Linked DNA regions of Mus musculus: region 1 is linked to region 2. A link is a contact called in ENCODE Hi-C or POLR2A ChIA-PET data. All regions are on one chromosome and are shown on one strand. Each heading gives the region's core, a stretch centred on a gene start or an enhancer-like site at or near the end of the contact. The rest is flanking DNA. Distances are from core to core; before and after follow the strand shown.

What was found. Hi-C counts contacts between places; a loop is a spot of excess contacts on that map. ChIA-PET counts read pairs that join two places held with the same protein, here RNA polymerase II (POLR2A).
Region 1: a loop to region 2 is called in a map of left cerebral cortex, with 2.1 times the contacts of the local background. The contact joins two enhancer-like sites. A Hi-C loop is called at or near these places in 1 of 37 maps with a recorded cell type or tissue (left cerebral cortex). POLR2A ChIA-PET finds 5 or more read pairs at or near these places in 1 of 5 experiments (Patski).

What each region holds. Positions count from the first base shown.
Region 1 is chr12:5,212,651-5,216,369 of GRCm38, reverse strand. All of the region lies in intron 2 of Klhl29 (kelch-like 29), which reads left to right. Among named protein-coding and RNA genes, the nearest start is that of Gm51980, 68 kb to the left of the region's middle. Within about 2 kb of position 2,416, at least 3 of the 3 ENCODE cell types and tissues checked have a DNase peak (open chromatin) inside an H3K27ac peak, as active enhancers do; they include left cerebral cortex, where a contact is called at or near this core.
Region 2 is chr12:5,160,306-5,163,848 of GRCm38, reverse strand. All of the region lies in intron 3 of Klhl29 (kelch-like 29), which reads left to right. Among named protein-coding and RNA genes, the nearest start is that of Gm51980, 120 kb to the left of the region's middle. Within about 2 kb of position 2,002, at least 1 of the 3 ENCODE cell types and tissues checked has a DNase peak (open chromatin) inside an H3K27ac peak, as active enhancers do; it is left cerebral cortex, where a contact is called at or near this core.

The DNA.
Region 1 (3,719 bases), core at 1,167-3,666, 52 kb before region 2:
TGCAGTGTGTATACACCACGAATGTTAATGTGCAAGGGCCAGCGCCAACATCCAGAAAACACACTGAGCCACTGGACACAGACCACACCTATCCTGCTTGTGCATTCAAGCAAGCACAGCATACAGGGTCCTGAACAGGATTTGAAGGGACCAGTGCCCAGAATTCAAGAGACATTACTTTCTGGGCTCCAACCCTACACGGGCAACATGCTAAACACACACACACACACACACACACACACACACACACACACACACACGGACGCATGGCCATTCTTAATTATGTACTGATGAATAATTCATGATGCAGGCTTTCTAGGCAAATCTGTGTAGCAGAGCTGCTGATCTGGTATCTAGCAAGTGTCTAACAAGTGTCCAGGAGGCGGGGCCCAGCCAGCAGCTGCTAAGAAATCAAGAGGCATGGCTGGGCACCAGGGCTGAGTGTAGATGTCAGCTGATTCCTCTCTGATCTCCATCCTTCTCCTCCCAGGCCTTCTCAGAATTGTTGTGGTTCTCTCTAGGCTACAGGGAGAAGTCCACCCATCAGGGCAGCTCCTGGAACTAGGGACACTATTCTCACCATCATGGACATTAGCTAAAGATAACCTTCTTCCTATTAGCAATCTATTGCCTCCCTGTGACCCGGGGTGAGACCACTCTAGGGTTTCCCAGCTGCCTGGCCCAGGAGGTCTTAGTATCTGTGTGCATTTACAGACACCAGACATTCACTTGGCCTCGAGATTGAGAGTTTCCTGAGAAGTCAGCGCAGAAGCCTGCCAGTTCCTGCTGCCTACCTTAACTACGGCTAGGACGGTCCCCCAGTGATGGGCTCTTCCTCACATGCAGAGACCCACAGGATGTATTTCTGGACCCTCACATACTTCAGGGAAAGGGGCTGTTTTTCCGATGTTGGAGAACAGCAGGGACGGGAGGGCCCTCGGGGCAAGTGACAAGTGATTTGGGGAGGGTAGAAGTCAGGGAGGTCACTTTGATTTCCTCAATTTGATCCTTAATGATGGCTGGTGTCTCCTTCAGGAGAAGGGTACAAAGCCACTCCTCCTCCATTCCTGGATGTTTCAGATGCTATGGCTTCTGGTAGTATTGGGCACAGCAAGGACGTGGTCCCACCTGTGGTTAGGACACAAAACCACTTGTATCTATCCTCTCCCAGTGAATGGGGAGCCTGGAAGGAGGTAGATTCATGAAACCACCAAGTCAAGCAATGTACTTGCCCAAAGAAGCGGACTAGCCCTTTGCTCCCTCCGACCAAGCGACCAAGCGTCAACTGAGAGAAAAGACCCTTCCCATGGAAGACTTTATGCTAGTGACACTCAGAAGGTGGTCTTTGTGCTGACTCATGGGGTAGCTGCATTTCGCATCCTGGTTTTTCTAAGAACTGGTTAGTGAGACTTGGTCCTTGCATTCGGTGTGTGCCTGTGCATGATACACAGTAGCACAGGTAGTTAGAGACTAGTGGCTGGATTGCTAGCAGTGATGATGTTTTCAGAGCAGCGCTTCTTCCTATTAGCTGGGATATCATAAGGAGTCCTCTTCCCTAGGGAAGGGAGAGTATATCAAAAAGAAGATTGTGGAAAGAAAACTGAAGGTCTGACCCAGCGCCCAGAGCTGTGTACAGAGCCCAGGCTCCAAGTCCTGAACTGGATGTGGTACGGGGAAGCAGCCAGTGGTGTCCACATACACGGTGCGATAAAGACATGCAGGCAAAATCATGGAGGCGCATGCCTGTTCTGGAGCAGTAGATTCTATAAATACGAAGCATAAGTGGAAGAAAGGGTTCCCTCTGTGCCTCGCCCCAGCAAGTAGTCTGACCTTCTTCCCTCCTCTCCTAGCTCAGCGTCCCTGGGAGAGTTCAAAGACAGTGCCTCAGTGAGGAAAGAGTTTTGTTGTAAACAAGATCCAGAGCCAAGTTCATGAATTATATGTTTGTCACAGCTTTGTGAATTAACCTGGGGCACGGACAAACTGTGGTCTCCCACCTGGACCTCAGTGTGACCCTCCTCCACCCACTGACGGATGATTTCTTAGACTCTCCACCTCGTTCCTGCGCTTCTGTTCTTTCATTTCAAGGCAAGGTCTCAAGCTATAGCCCCGTTGGCTTCCATCTCCCTATGTAGCCCTATGTAGGGCTGGCCTCAGACCCCACCAATCCTGCCTCAGCCTCAGCCTCTCGGCTGCTGGCATTATGAGGGCGAACTACCACTCTGCTTCAGAACATTTCATCCCAAGTGTGTGTCACAGACAGGGGCTGGCAAGGCTCTCTCACCCAGGCCTAAGGCCTGGGTCCTCTGCAGACTGTCCCCTCCACACCAAAGGCAAGGCAGCGGCTGCTCACACCCTCCCTTCTTGGTACAGGGCCCCATGCCAGCCTCCACCACTGCATAGGCACCCTGCCAGGAAAGGGCACTCTCTCAACGAGGAAGTATTTTTCAGTGTTTTGTCTAGAATTGCTTAACCAGTCGGGTCTGAGGTACCGTGTCCATTCGGAGCCTTCTTCCTCTGCCCAGGCACTTCCTGTGCTTCCAGCAGCTTCCATTCAGGTACACGTGGATGTACACGTGAGACCTCTGTGACATGCTGGCTCTGTGCCCAGCAGGAAATACTTACATTGCCACCTCTGGAGCTGGCCCTTGGCCGACTGGCTCAGAGTAAACTGCCCCACGTTTCTTTCATTCGTTTGAAAGGCGAAATTAAACTGAGGAATGAGGTCTGACCCGAGAGCTTGCATGCAAATAGCTGACCTTTGTTTTGAATACACTTAATGAGACTGAAACCAGATTGTGTGGCCTCCAGCTGCCTGAGTCTCCACCTCCTCCCTGGCATTTGAAGGAGACTGAAAGAGGTGGCAAAAGGCTGAGGACTGTAGGAGGTGTGGATTCTGTTTCTTGTTTTTTTTTTTTTTTTTTTCATACACACTGGATCTATGAGGCCTAGCGTGTGGCCTCCAGAGGTAAACAGCTAGCTACATCCAAAGACATCCCTTTGACCTGATCCCAAGTTGCTCAGGTGCCTTGAGACACATCTTGGCACAGGGGTCCTGGCCTCCCCAAACCTCTGCGCTCCCTGGGAGAGGATGACTTCCCTGCCAGCACATGAGGCTATGTTGTTCTATGGAAATGTAGGGCTGGTGATGTAGGGGTCAAGCAAGGTGAGGTTCTGCTGAAGTAACAAACAGACTGCCACTCTCAAGGTATGAATCTGATACAGATTCGTGTCCCAGTCACAAAAGCCTGGTGCAGGGAGGGTGGCCCCTGGCAGGGAACAGCTTCACTCTCTTGAAGGTGTGACTTCCAAAGTTGCCAGGCGGCAAAGGAGACTATGGAGTCATGGGAGATATTTTGGGGTAAGAGCTAAGGAGATACCAAAATTGATAATGTTTGCCTTTCAACCAAAGACCTAAATTCAATCCTGCTGATCATGAACGCCATCCCGTGTAACCCCGTTGCTAGGGAGGCTGCCTAGAGTCTAACCTAGAAGTAAGCTTCAGCCTAGAGAGAGGCCCTGTCTCCATAAAGATAGATGGCGTTCCTGAAGACAAGGTGTGCAGTCATTCTCACACTCAACTACATGAATGTGTACATACATGCATTTTTTAATCTTAATTTTTTTATTATTTATGTGTATGTGCACAAGCACACACACCATGCTCACATTCGCTGTGGCACCCCTGTGGAGGTCGGAGGATAACTTTCTGGAGTCAT
Region 2 (3,543 bases), core at 753-3,252:
CTATTAGAGCAGAGGCCATATCTCAGGCTATTTGCCCATCCAGGTTTAAACTGTAAGTTGGAGAAATGGGAATATCCTGCAGACAGAGAAACAGCATCTACTTGTCAGAGATAATGGGAGCATCTCAGAGCTCTACTTCCAGCCTTTTGTCCCCTCCTCCCTGCTTGCGTTAATTACCTACCCATAATGCTAACCTTCAGAAAGAAATGAGGGTAAAGAATACAGCAAGTCCAAGTGTCTCGTTTCCTGCCTTTTCATGCTCCTCTAGACAGGTGTGGCACCTTTCACAGACCCCGAGGGAGTCCCTGCAGGTCTCTACACACTCCTATACCCCGGTGCTTGATAGTGTTTGGTCATCACCATGCTCATGTGTAATGCACTGAGCTCTGCCTGTGCCTGGCTGGCTTTTGCAGTGCAGAGGCTCAGTCGCAAGCCTTTGCTCACAGCTCCATGTTGAGGGGAGAAAGCAGGAAATGCATTCCGTACACGGCACGTTAGTGCTGGAGACAGGAGATATTATTTTCAGGGATATCGTGTTAATAGAAGGCTGTGTCTTGAAAAGCATTGCCTTTGAGTTCTATGACTCCTTTCAGATTCCGCAAAAGCACTTTAGGCAAATACTCAGACAGGCGGCTGCTTCCTCCAATAGTGGGTGGAAGGGTCCTAGACCTGGGGCTGCAGCCACAGCCACCAGGAATAAGAACTGGCTGTGGTTGCCGTCCAAGCCAGCCCACGGCCTGGATAATATCAGCAATACTAAAGGTTACAGCTTTTCCTGTGATGTATCGCTTCTTCAGAGAGTATTAAAGATGTTTTGAATCTATTTTTTAGGAATCTTGAAACCGCCAGTGGAACATTTTTGATGTTGTAGTAATGCTTCGAGCTGCAGCGTGGGAAGGCTGGCCCCCTGAGCTACCCTAGGGATCTGGAATGGAAGGCACTGCCTGCCCCTTGTAGTTTTAGCAGTTAGGAAGCAAACTAGGCAGAGCATATGCCAAGGTGTGGGAACAGATGAGATGTGCCAGGGAACTGCATTCTTTCTCTCTTTTGCCAGGGAGTGGGGGAAGTCATACTTGGTGTGTCCAAGGATTGGGGGTGGGTGTGGGGCGTGGGCAGGATTTATTAGGAGGGAGAGTCAAAGGAAAAGTTGCATCCTCGTGGAAGGAATTCTCCAGCCCTGCTTAAGATTCTTTTTTTTTTTTTTTTTTTTTTTTTGGTTTTTCAAGACAGGGTTTCTCTGTAGCCTTGGCTGTCCTGGAACTCACTCTGTAGACCAGGCTGGCCTCAAACTCAGAAATCCGCCTGCCTCTGCCTCCCGAGTGCTGGGATTAAAGATGTGCGCCACCATGCCCGGCTCCTGCTTAAGATTCTTATTGTGCATCTCTCCCCTCAACCCTCCCCTCACCTGGACCCTTCTTACCCAGAGTACAGATTCAAATAAAAATCCAACCAAAGGCAATATAATTGTGCCAGTTGTCAGAGATGGTATGATGGTTAATTGTATATGTCAACTTGATGGGCCTCCCAGATATTTGGCCCAACATCATTCTGCGGATGTCTGCGGCAGTGTCTGGGGAGGAGATTAACGTTGAATCTGTAATCAGTAATCAGAGGAAAGCAGGTAGCTGGTCCCAGTGTTCCCTCAGACCAGACATACGAGGGCTAAGTGGAACACTAAGCTGGCCCCACCTTGACTAAGGGGAGCTCCTACAAAGCTCTTAAACTGGGACTCTGGGTAGGTGTGTGTGTGTGTGTGTGTGTGTGTGTGTGTGTGTGTGTGCCTTCAACTGAGTGGAAACACCAGCTCCTCTTGGGTTTCCAGGCTGCTAGCTTTCAGAGTGGAGTTTACACCTGAAGCTCTCCTGGGTCTCAGGGCCTTCGACTTAGACAAGAATCCTGCAGTCTTGCCAGTCCCCAATTTCTTTATAATATGTCAGACACATATAGATGACAATGATTGTGGCAGGGACTGAAAGACTGAAGCCTTTCCTGAGCCCATGGTCTGGCCTTGGGAAAGGAGTGAGTCACCAAATCCCAGAGGAATTCGTGAGGCTGCTCTCTTCAGAGAGAGCTTCAGCTTCTTCTCTCTGCTGAGAGACATGGAAGCCTGGGTGGGTGTGAATAGAGTTGAGGGTACTTGTTAGGATGTCGTCTTCATGGGCAAGTACTGCTCCTTCCAGGAGGCCAGTACTGTGCACACCGCTGCTGTCTCTCCTCTGATGCAGTCAGATCCGAGCCCAGCAGCCGCAGGCTCCTCAGCCAGGAAGAGACAGCACATCTGTTGTTAGGAGAGGGGTGTTCTAACATTAGTCCCTGTTAGGTAAGATTGACGACCGCCCTTCTCATCCCTCCCTGATAGAAGACAAAGGGAAATATGACTGAAGCTGAGTTACTAATGGGTGTATGTGCACATTTATGTGTGTAAACGTGTATGCGCGCATGCCATAGTGCATGTGCCAAGGTCAGAGACAAGCTCAAACACCAGCCATCACCTACCTTGAGATGGGGTCTGGTTGTTGTTTTTCCGCAGCATACACCAGGCTATCTGGCCTTCACGATTACTCCTGCCCATCTTCCTTCAAGAACGCTAGAATTACAGACCCTCAAGCTGTAACATCCTGTTGATTTTTGTATGGTCGCTGGGGACTCACACTCAGGTCCTCATGTTTGCACAGCAGTGCTTTTACCCACTGAGCTACTGTTCCACGCCTGAATGATAAGGTTTTAAATAGTAAATCCTGGCAGTTTACAGGAGAAAGCTCAGAATTTAACTTGCTCACTCTACCGGGGTTGGGAGGGGTGGGCATCTGCAGGGTTAAGCTGAGAGCTTCCTTCCTTTGCAGTGCTAGAGGCCTAGGCCACTGGGGCTACTGTAAGGGTGCTGGGTGTTTCCCAGAGGAGCCTGGGACCTCAGAATAACTGAATGGGAAAAATGAAAAGACCAAGAAAACCAGATGCAAGGTCAACTCACACGGTCTTAGCTGTGGCTTCTTTCCAGTCTAAGACCCAGAGTAAAACACTGATGCTGATTGTAGATCAGGTCCCAGTGGAACTGAAGCAAATAGAGGCCTTTAGTGGCAGAAGAGATTAAGATCTAGAAGGAGGAACTGGCCGTCATGATGAGGAACATGAGAAAAGTCTCCACTCATAGAAAAATCAATGTCTGCTGTCGGGGCTCTGTACTGACAGCTTGATTAGAAAGAAAGGACTCAAAACTTCTTTTGCCCTGAAATGGCACCAGGCAGAGACACAGGGGCATGGCTGGGGCACTGGTGGAGCCATTGGCTACAAGAATCTAGACTGTCGGCCCCACCCTCAGAGCACCATGGAGGACTCCCCAGTTAGGGCCCAGATCCGTCCTCCATTTCACTCAACACCAACAGTAGCCTGTCCCCATCCTGGAGATACGGGACAGTCTCTATTTTGAGGAATTCATGTCTTGGAGAGAAAGATGGTGCACATATAGGAATTCAGATTTAGTGGCACATCTAAGCTTAAGAAATTCCACTCTGTAGAAAAGACGATCTACCCTGAACTGGGGAA